Regions from separate parts of the Homo sapiens genome. Here regions 1 and 2 are each linked to region 3. The links are chromatin contacts, found by Hi-C in ENCODE. All regions are on one chromosome and are shown on one strand. Each heading gives the region's core, a stretch centred on a gene start or an enhancer-like site at or near the end of the contact. The rest is flanking DNA. Distances are from core to core; before and after follow the strand shown. Region 1 holds the start of NUDCD3 (NudC domain containing 3). Region 2 holds the start of OGDH (oxoglutarate dehydrogenase). Region 3 holds the start of HUS1 (HUS1 checkpoint clamp component).

Region 1 (3,811 bases), core at 202-2,701, 3.5 Mb before region 3:
ATCAAATGGCAAGACTTCATTAACCTGCCATAAGATCCTGCTAAAGGCCACCTCCAACAGCTCTCTCATCACTAAGATGGCACTTATGCCACTGACAAGGACGAGGAATAGCCTTAAGTTCTGAAATTGAATCCTAATGGAACCCCATTCCTCGTTTGGCCCTATTACCCTGGTAGCTACCAAGACATTCAAAGCTTTGGCTTCTGCTGAGGAAAGTAACATCTTACCAACCTGCAGCATGCATTAAGACTTCAGGAGGAAACATCTGAAGCATTTTATAAACTGTAACATCTAGAGAACTGAGGGAGGTATCATCAGCATTTCTATCTTCTTGGGTTTCTACAAATAGGCTTAATACTTGGCTGAATAGTTTCTTTTAATCTCATCAGAAGTCCCACCTCTCTTATAAAAACTTCACTTCTCAACCATCATTTCTATTTCCTTTCTTTACAATGGGCTCCATCAAATAATTGCCCTTAAAAAGTTTTCTATTACTTTCTGGGTTTTCTCTCTTTAACTGTGTCACAAGGAGAGAGAAACCATTACTTAAACACCCGTATCACCCTCACCTGCGGCAACTAAGAGTGTAAACTACATTCAGCAAAAGGTTGCTTACCACTACATTCAAAAGTGCCCAGTCAACTTCACTGAATGAGTATTGACAGCGTTTCCAACATACAATAAACTTAACCTGGAGGGTACGGAATTAAGCTCAAATAGAAATTTTAATAAGCACTACATTGACAGTCTTTGACCTGGGAAGTCACATTTCAAACAAGCGACCACACCCATTGATCAACACAATGCCTCCGTCATCCCCGCCAGCTCAAGTCTTTGGTAGTTCTGGGGCATGCACGTTTCTGTTGCTGTAAATGTCCTTCCTTCTGTCTGGCCTGCATGGATTTCGCTCCCTGACTAGCGGCCCCCAGCACCGTGAGGGGTACGCGCTGGCGGGTGCTGAGTAGGGCTCTTAACAGTCGGCTTACTACTTCTGAAACCTCAGGACGTCCGGAGCGAACACCTCAGCGGAATAAGCTGACATCCAATCCGCGCTTCAAATTACTGAAGCCATTCTCACAAGCTCAACCCCAGGACACCAGGAAAAGGAGGAAACAGGCTGGGAGAGCTTGGAGGAGCGGGCGCCAGGAGTCAGGGCAGGCCGGGGGCGGCGGCTCCCCAGACCGCAGGCCCGCCCGCCTCACCTGCAGCACCAAGGCCTGCGCGGCCCCGGGCGGGAAGCCCATGCGGTCCGATGGGTGGCGCAGCAAGCGATAGAAGTCTGTCTTGCGGTAGAGGAAGCCAAAGAGAACGCGCAGGAAATCCTGGACGTTGCCCACGTGCTGCAGGATGCCCAAAAGGGCCTGGTCATACAGCTCGGCCGCCCCTGTCTCCATGTCGCCTCCCGCCCTAGGTACGCTTCACACACACAGCGCCGCCTCAGACCTGCCGACTGGCCACTTCCGGCGTCCGCAGCCAACGGCTCCGCCGGACGGCGCGGCTGCGGAACTTCCGGTCCGTGCTCGTTCGGCCCCCGCGGCCCCGGGCTGTTTTCCCCAGACCCAGCTGCCCCACGGGCTTTGCCTTGAGGTGGTCTTAGACAAAAGAGCCCGACAAGGGCAGCAAGGAGGTTCCTACGCGGAAGGAAGCCCGTGGCTTCTGCTGCGCTGCGAGGGCTTGACCGCCATGTTTGAAGCGGGCGGAAAAAAATTATGGGGCGTGCAGTGTCACGTGACTGCTCGGATTTTTGTCACGTTGTCTGTGGATCCTTTCTTATTTCTGTGTTGAATTCCAGCCTGGGTATTTGGAACCTATGGTTAAAGATGGGGCTAGGGTAAGCTTTTTGTTAGTGAGCCAGAGACGGGAAAATGCGTATATGTGGGATGTATGGGTTTCTTATTAACAGATCTGTGAGTTAAACTCAGGGCGTTGCATCAGAAGAAAGTCAAGATGACGAAGAAAATAAAGAGTGCATTCAACGTATATTAAGTGGAAAGAGCTAGATTCAGAATAGAGAATCCGTATGCCATCGTTGTGAAATATGTACGTGTATGTGTGTGTATAGTATGTATATACATATATACGTCATATATACATATGTTGTTAGTGTCTGTCAAAGTATAATCTTAAAAAAGTAAAAAGCATGACACTCATACAAATATATCATGAACACATATCCAAGATTTCTTCAGCAAATTAACAATGATATGGTAAAGCTGGTTCAAAAGCATTTTGAGGAAGTGGAGATTAAACATTTTGACAAAGCATTAGAGTAAGATTAGGTTGGATACAAAGCTGGCTGGTGTTCTACAAGATGATAAAACCATAGATTATCATTTCTAGTGTATAGAAATGATTTGCACCTCTTCTAGATTAAAACATGCAAGTTAACATGTCTTCATAGTGTATAAGCTTTAATGAATTGTAAATAAAATCCAACTCAGGTAAATTGCCCTAGAACAGTGGTTCTGAAACTCTTGATTTAGGGACCATTAATCCTCTTAAAATTTGTTGAACATTCCAAAGAACATTTGTTGATATGGGTTATGCTTATCAATATTTACCACATTAGAAATTAAAACATAAAATGTTTAAATATTTATTTAATCATTTTTAAATGACCATAAAACACATTACATGTTAACATACTTTTATGCAAAAAATAATGTTCTTCAAAGCAATAAAAGTTCAGTGAGAGGAGTAACATAGTTTTACATTTTTGCAAATCTCTTTAATGAGCCTACTAGAAGACAGCAAGATTTGGCCGGCACAGTAGCTCATGCTTGTAATCCCAGCACTTTGGGAGGCCGAGGCGGGAGGATCAGGAGTTCGAGACCAGCCTGGCCAACACAGTGAAACCCTGTCTCTACTAAAAATACGAAAATTAGCTAGGCGTGATGGCAGGTGCCTGTAATCCCAGCTCCTCTGGAGGCTGAGGCAGGAGAATCGCTTGAACCCGGGAGGCAGAGGTTGCAGTGAGCCGAGATCACACCACTGCATTCCAGCCTGGGCGACAGAGCTAGACTCCGTCTCCACAAAAAAAAAGAAGACCACAAGATTCTCACATCTGCATTCACTGCAACATAATTTGCATTATGTTGTTTTCATTGAAGTATATGAAAACATGCAACCTCACACAGACAGTTGCAAATGAGAGGAATATTTTGTCTTTTCAAATAAATGTGGCTATTTGTCTTTAAAATGACATCAAAATTCTTCTACAAGCGATAGTTTCTATTTTTTTTATTTTTAAGAGGCAGGGTCTCCCTCTGTCACCCAGGCTGGAATGTAACGATGTGATCATAACTAACTGTAGCCTTGAACTCTTGAACTCAAGCAATCCTCCTGCCTCAGCCTTCTGAGTAGCTGGAACTACAAGCACATGCCACTGTGCCTGGCTAATTTTTAAATTATTTTTATAGAGACGAGGTTGGGCCTACATTGTTCAGGCTGGTCTGAAACTCATGGGCTCAAGCGATCCTCCCCTCTCAGCCTCCCAAAGTGCTGGAATTATAGGTGTGAGCCACTGCACCCAGCCCTGTAACTGGTAGTTTCTTAAAGGTTACTTGCCATATGGAATCTAAAACTGTATCTATAGACTTTTCATACTCTGTTACATTAATATCGATTGGTCTTTCACTTTGAATGGATCGTTAATAAATGCATGATTTTATACCATCATGTATTAATTAGTCATTTGAAAATGTTGGTCCACTGTGTTATGCAGCTCTTCCAAATGTTCACTCGTTTTATGCAACGAGCATATCTTGCCCCCAGATCTTGGTTTCTAATATCATTTCATTATATAATATCA
Region 2 (3,478 bases), core at 976-3,475, 3.4 Mb before region 3:
ATACAATGGAATATTATTCAGCCATAAAAAGAAATGAAGTTCTGGCCAGGCATGGGGGCTCATGCCTGTAATCCCAGCACTTTGGGAGGTCGAGGTGGGTGGATCACTTGAGGTCAAGAGTTCAAGACCAGCCTGGCCAACATGGTGAAACCCCATCGCTACTAAAAATACAAAATAAGCTGGGCGTAGTGGCGGGCGCTTATAATCCCAGCTACTTGAGAGGCTGAGGCAGGAGAATTGCTTGAATCTACAAGGCAGAGGTTGCAGTGAGCCGAGATGACACCACTGCACTCCAGCCTGGGCAACAAGAACGAAACACCATCTCAAAAATAAAAAAAGAAAGAAAGAAAAAGAAAAAAATATTAGCCAGGCATGGTGGAGCGTGCCAGTAGTCCCAGCTACTTGGGAGGCTGAGGCATCAGAATCACTTGAACCTGGGTGGCAGAGATTGCAGTGAGCTGAGATGGCACCACTGCCCTCCAGCCTGAAACCGAGGGAGATCCTGTCTCAAAAAAAAAAAAAAGAAATGAAGTTCTGACCCATGCTACAACACAGATAAACCTTGACAACCTCATGCTCAATGAAATAAGGTGGACACAAAAGGACATATACATTATGATTTCACCCACATAAAGTAATTGAGTAATCAAATGTATAGAGACCGTATAATAGAGGTTACCAAAGGAGAGAAGGACAGGAGGAGAAGGGGAAATAGGAAGTTATTGCTTAATGGTTACAGAGTTGCTGTTTCAGGTGATGAAAAAGTTTTGGAAATTGAGTGGTGACGGTTGCATAATATTGTGAATGTAATTAATGCCACTGAGTTATACACCTAAAAATGGTTAAAATGGCATTAAAAAAAAAAAGACAGTATCTTGCTCTCTGGCCCAGGCTGGAGTGCAGTGGTACAATCATAGCTCACTGCAGCCTCAATCTCTCAGGCTCAAGAGATCCTCCTGCCTCAGCCTCCCAATTAGCTGAGACTACAGGTGAGTGCCACTACACCTGGCTAATTTTCTTGATTTTTTAGTAGAAATGAGATCTTGCTCTGTTCCCCAGGCTGATCTGGAACTCCTGAGCTCAAGCGATCCTCCCGCCTCCACCTCCCGAAGTGCTGGGATTACAAGCGTGAGCCACTGCACCCAGCTGCAAATGTTTAGTACATACATTTTTACCGTAATTTATTTAAAAAAAAAAAAGGAAAAAAGAATACAGAAGTTTGTTCCTTGGTCTCTTCACCTCTTCCAGTCTCTAGATCCTTGTCACATACATTACCCTAACTTTGTTCTATAATAAGCACTTATACGCCCCCTTTTTTTGTTTGTTTTTTGAGACGGATTTTCGCTCTTGTTGCCCAGGCTGGAGTGCAATGGCACGATCTCGGCACACCGCAACCTCCGTCTCCCGGGTTCTAGCGACTCTCCTGCCTCAGCCTCCCGAGTAGCTGGGATCGCCACCACGCCCAGCTAATTTTTGTATTTTTAGTAGAGACGGGGTTTCCCCATGTTGGTCAAGCTGGTCTCGAACTCCTGACCTCAAGTGATCCGCCCGCTTCGGCCTCCCAAAGTACTGGGATTACAGGCGTGAGCCACCGCGCCCGGCCTTTCCCCAAATTTTAATACTTTAAAATAGGGAACATCTTACAATCAACAGGTTGTGACAGGTTAATTAGCCACGTTTTATCTTTGATAGGTAGCTCTAAAGTCAAGAAAACCCAGGCAAGATCCCGGGCAAGATCCCAGCACTGCCAACTGTCATTTGTAGACCGGGGATAGGAACACCTGTCTCACAGATTGTTACACAATAGCGCCGGTGAAGCGCTTGTCACAAAGCCTGACCCAGGACAATCTCAAAAACGGAGATTCTGTTATTCAAATTGTTTATTTTTGTGCGCTAAGTTTCACATCAACCCAACTATCTCTTGATAGGTTCCTACCAGGCGCTAGAGATATCTTACTTTCAGAAATTATTTATGATAGCAGAAGCCGCTGGAAGTCCATAGACAACCTCATCTCTCTAGCGGAGCAAACAGCTGGGCTCCAGCTGGCCCTGGCTTCTGCAACTGCGCAGTCGGCGCTGTGACGCCCGGCGCGGCTCTGTGACGTCACGAATCGGTCCTCTGTAAGAGGGGAGGGCATTCTTCTCCAGGGGAGGGCTACGTGTTGACGCCATACGCCGGGGCGGGGCCGAGAGTTTGGAGCCCCGGAGTGGGGTGTCGGCGCCTCATTCGGGTGGAGCTGAGCCGGAGACAGGTAACCGTGCGCTGTCGCCGCGCCCGTCCCAGTGCCGGGTGTCGCGGCGCTTGGCGGCCCGGGGTTGGAGATCGCGGTAAAGGGGGAGGCCGCCGCGCCCTTGGTGCTGCGGGCGCCGCGGTGACAGGGGAGTGGAGCTGGATGGAGTGGGGCTCACGGAGGGTGGTAGGAGGGACGGGACCTGATGGATGGCCGTGGCAGCCAATGGAGCCGCGGGGCCTGCCCGGCGGGCGGAGATTGGCGGGTACGGGCGGGCTCCGAGGTCGCGCGGGGCGCGGAGCGACGCGCCATTGGCGGTGGGCGAGCGGGGGGCGGGCGCGGCGGCGGATGTGAGGGAGAGGGCGGTGCGTCCGCAGGGGTGACCCCCAAGGTCGCCGCGGGCGTCACGTGGTTAGGCCGCTCTCCGACGGCGTCCTTCCCGACCGGGACGCACTCTCCTTCCCGCCTGTGAGGACCGCGTCGCTTTGTCCGAAAGACAGTGTGGCCTGCTCGAGTTGCGTCGGAGCATCTGGCTTTGGGGTGGCCCTGGGTGGGACTGCCTGTTTGGATTACCGCGCAGACCTTGGCGCCGCCCCCACACCTGCTGCCAGAAGTTGGGTCGAACAGATTGACCGAGATGAAGCTTATTTCTCGTAGAAACATCTTTCAAGCACCATTTTCCCTCGAAAATATATCAGACATTGGATATGAGTTGTAATCTACTGAGATTTAATAGAAAACTTGCCGCGCCCTCGCCCTGACCTGGGTGCGTCCCACCTGCCATCCCCATCCCTTTGCCCAGAACATAGGACTTCGTGTTAGGGTTTCCTTGTGCCTTGTCTTGCAGTCCGTACTTTGAGGCTGATTTCCAGGTACACTGCTCTGAACAGCTGGGTTTAGGATGGGTGGCATGGGATAAAGCCTTTTTTTGTAAGGCAGCACTAGTTGCAACAGTCAAACTGTACTTTGCCGTGTAGACCTAGGAGAGTATGTAACACTATTGTAGTTTTGTAAATTAGCTGAGGACTGGATCTTGGGAAGTTGAATAAAGATCACTGTATGCTCATTTTTTGTTGTTGTTGTCTTGTTTGAGATGGAGTCTCTGTCGCCCAGGCTGGAGTGCTGTGGCGCGATCTCGGCTCACTGCAACCTCTGCCTTCCTGGGTTCAAGTGATTCTCCTGCCTCAGCCTCCCAAGTAGCTGATATTACAGGCACGCGCCATCACGCCCGGCTAATTTTTGTATTT
Region 3 (3,343 bases), core at 611-3,110:
GTGGTGGTGGGTGCCTGTAATTCCAGCTACTCAGGAGGCTGAGGCATGAGAATCGCTTGAACCCGGGAGATGGAGGTTGCAGTGAGCCGAGATCGCGCCACTGCACTCCAGCCTGGGTGATAGAGAGACTCCGTCTCAAAAAAAAGGAAATACGAACCTCATTCTATGAGTAGGAAGAGCAACTCTGGATTGTATGTATGCGCATGAGTTTGTGTATTTGTGTGTTTGGAGGACAGCTGTGCACTAAATTCATCTGGCAGTAGCATATAAAACATACGTGTACTGAAGAACGAGGGGCCATTTAAAGGTTATTATAGCAGATGAGGCAGGGTGGGAGTGGGGAGAAAACATGTCAAAGGTGAAAATGGATAGAGAAACCATGATTTCTAGACAAGGTGACAATACCACTACAAGAAACAGAGAGGCTGGAAGTTTCACGGCTTGGAAAAAGCAGCATTCTAGCTGAATGCATATGATAACAACACAATTTTAAAATGAGGAGGAACTGACTCTAATGCAAAATATAGTTATGGACCAGATCTTTAAATTTAAATAAACCAAACAGCTTTCAACAGTATTTATTGTTAAAAAGGCTAGGCTAACTATGTCTATTCCTTCGAGGCCAAGACTTCTGTGTTAGAAACCCTGACTCTCCTACTCACCAGCTCCACGGAGACCGTGAGGCAGGGAAAGTGTTTATTAGTCAGTTTGATTTTCAAAGCCCTGGCATTCTGGGCAGTCTTCAAGGCTCGAGATAAGTTTTCCGATGTTAGCTCTAAATAAATCTCATTGTTTTCTGCAGAGACACCCTCCATTTGAAATTCGTTGAAGAAGTTCTCCTAAGGGAAAAAAAATGAGGGATGAGGGAGGGTATATGTGATCTTTCCAGTGACAATCTGCAGAGTGTGCAGGCCTCTCAGAAGCTTTTGCTCACCTGTTCCAGCTCACACCACATGCTCACTCCTCCATTAGCCAGCTTGTCACAAAGGATGAAGTTAAGCTTATCAGGGCTGATGCGGAGGGTGCAGGTTTTGGCAAGCTTGGCTATCATGTTACTGATTCCTAAAGCAGGGGTTAAAATAAGGAATTACTAAAATGCACATTATGTATCCTAGAGACCAACTTATTTTGCAGAATTTCTTGTTCATCAACTTCTCGGTGGAAAAATAACCACTTAACGTTGGTATCACACTGGAAAGTACTTTAATACCCCTGATGTCACGCAATTCTCCCAACAAACTAGGGGAGATGTACAGCACACATCATCAGTGTTCAAATAAGAAAACAGGCACCTACCAGTCATTCATTCATTCAACATGGATTTATTGACTACTAGGTACTGCAATACACAGTTAAATGCAAGGTTAGGCACTGTCAGGGTGGAGGGACGAATGGGGCCTTGAAGGTATGTCAATGCCTGATAAAGCCGTCTATGGGAGCAGTGGCCGCTTTTTTTTAAAGCCACGTGATCGGAATCAAGTTTCAGAAACGTCCCTTGAAAGCCGCCTTCATCCCCACAAGTGCCCTCCGACCCGCCCCGCGCCCTCCCGGCCCCACCCTCCCGCGGCCTACACCAGCACCCCCATCCCGGCCCCATCCTCCCGCGGCCCCTTCCGGCGCCCATCCCCGTTCTGATCCTCCTGCGCGGTCCCCACCGCGCGCTCACTGCTTCCTTCCGTTCCTCCCTCGCTCCTCTCCGGCCTCCCTGCTCACGTGTGAAGTGGTTCAGACAGGCCCCGTCCACGATCTTGGCCCGAAACTTCATGGCCGCGGATGGCGCAGCCGCGGCGGGCCTCTGTGGGTAACAGAAAAGCGTCGCGCCCTGAGTGTCCCCGCCCGGAAACACGGCAGCGCGAACAGTGGTTCCGCCCGGCTCGGGCTACGCGACTCTTACCAGGGTTATCTCCGGGCCACGCCCCGGAGGAGGTGGGGCTAGGGGGTCACGCCCTAGAGGAGGTGGGGTCACGGGTCAAGGATCACAGGTCACGCCCCGGGGGAGGTGGGGGTCCCAGTCTCCGGGTATGCCTCCGCGCTGCCGGGTAATGGTGGGATCTACTTTTAGTGAGGCGGAGGCTTCAAGCCCCAGATTCGGGGAGGTTGTTCTGAGAATTCACGTTTTGAAAGAATTTTGTGACACCTATTTCAAGTGTTATTTTAAAATATCCAAATAAAATTAATCGTTTATAAAGGTTAAACAATATTATCTTAAATATACCTAAGGTAGAGCAGCTTTAAACCCTCCAGCCTCAGATGACGGTACTGGTACTTTGGTATTGAAGCATCTTGGTGGATTAAGGTTCTGAAAATTGTTTCAAATGACTTCTAAAAAAATTGAACATATTACTGGCTAGTTGGTAAAGTCGGGAAGCTTAAAGAACACTGACGTTAAGTGATAATTCTGCAGTTTGCCTCAAGACGAACTTTATTACATCCGATAAAATTCTTATTAGCATAAATAATGTCATTAGGATTTTTTTTAAAGGAAAAATTTTAAAGGGGGAAATGAAGCAACAATTGTATCTAATTTGGTTTTTCAAAGACTAAAGATTATCTGTGTTAACAATTGTTATTTTTAATGTCCTTTGCAAATAGACTAGAACCTTGTCTTTAACTTGACACATAGAATCAAGATAATGATAATGCAGATGATGATGATGATGATTTTGAGACGGAGTCTGGCTCTGTCGCCCTGGCTGGAGTGCAATGGCGTGATCTTGGCCCACTGCAACCTCCACCTCCCGGGTTCGAGGGATTCTCCTGCCTCAGCTTCCCAAGTAGTTGGGATTACAGGCACAAGCTACCATGCCCGGCTAATTTTTGTATTATTAGTAGAGACGGGGTTTCGCCATGTTGGCCAGGCTGGTCTCGAACTCCTGACCTCAGGTGATCTGCCCACCTCGGCCTCCCAAAGTGCTGGGATTATAGGCGTGAGCCACCGCGCCAGGCCCAGATAATTTTCAAAGACACATGCACACATATGTTTATTGTGGCACTATTCACAATAGCAAAGACTTGGAACCATCCCAAATGTCCATCAATAATAGACTGGATAAGGAAAATGTGGCACATATACACCATGGAATACTATGCAGCCATAAAAAAGGATGAGTTCATGTCCTTTGCAGGGACATGGATGAAGCTGGAAACCATCATTCTCAGCAAAATATCACAAGGACAGAAAACCAAACACCGCATGTTCTCACTCATAAGTGGGAGTTGAACAATGAGAACACATGGACACAGGGAGGGGAATATCACACACTGGGGCCTGTTGGGGGGTGGAGGCCTGGGGGAGGGATAGCGTTAGGAGAAATACCTAATGTAAATGATGAGTTGATGGGTG

Evidence for each region. A loop is a pair of places that touch in the nucleus more often than their neighbours do. Pooled maps may share reads with other maps.
Region 1: a pooled map shows a loop between it and region 3 (15-fold over the local background). The contact joins the promoter of NUDCD3 here to the promoter of HUS1 in region 3. A Hi-C loop is called at or near these places in 6 of 50 pooled maps.
Region 2: a pooled map shows a loop between it and region 3 (14-fold over the local background). The contact joins the promoter of OGDH here to the promoter of HUS1 in region 3. A Hi-C loop is called at or near these places in 4 of 50 pooled maps.

Annotation. Positions count from the first base shown.
Region 1 is chr7:44,489,207-44,493,017 of GRCh38, forward strand. It overlaps NUDCD3 (NudC domain containing 3), which reads right to left and starts at 1,452. Exons shown (of 6, transcript NM_015332.4): 1 at 1,203-1,452. The coding sequence starts at 1,394. RefSeq lists silencers at 1,034-1,203, 3,269-3,395.
Region 2 is chr7:44,604,402-44,607,879 of GRCh38, forward strand. OGDH (oxoglutarate dehydrogenase) reads left to right here and starts at 2,226. Exons shown (of 23, transcript NM_002541.4): 1 at 2,226-2,252. RefSeq lists enhancers at 1,786-2,385, 2,637-3,200, 2,876-3,215 and a silencer at 2,426-2,655.
Region 3 is chr7:47,977,755-47,981,097 of GRCh38, forward strand. It overlaps HUS1 (HUS1 checkpoint clamp component), which reads right to left and starts at 1,861. Exons shown (of 8, transcript NM_004507.4): 1 at 1,714-1,861; 2 at 935-1,062; 3 at 663-839. The coding sequence starts at 1,765. RefSeq lists silencers at 1,382-1,431, 1,512-1,571 and an enhancer at 1,642-1,931.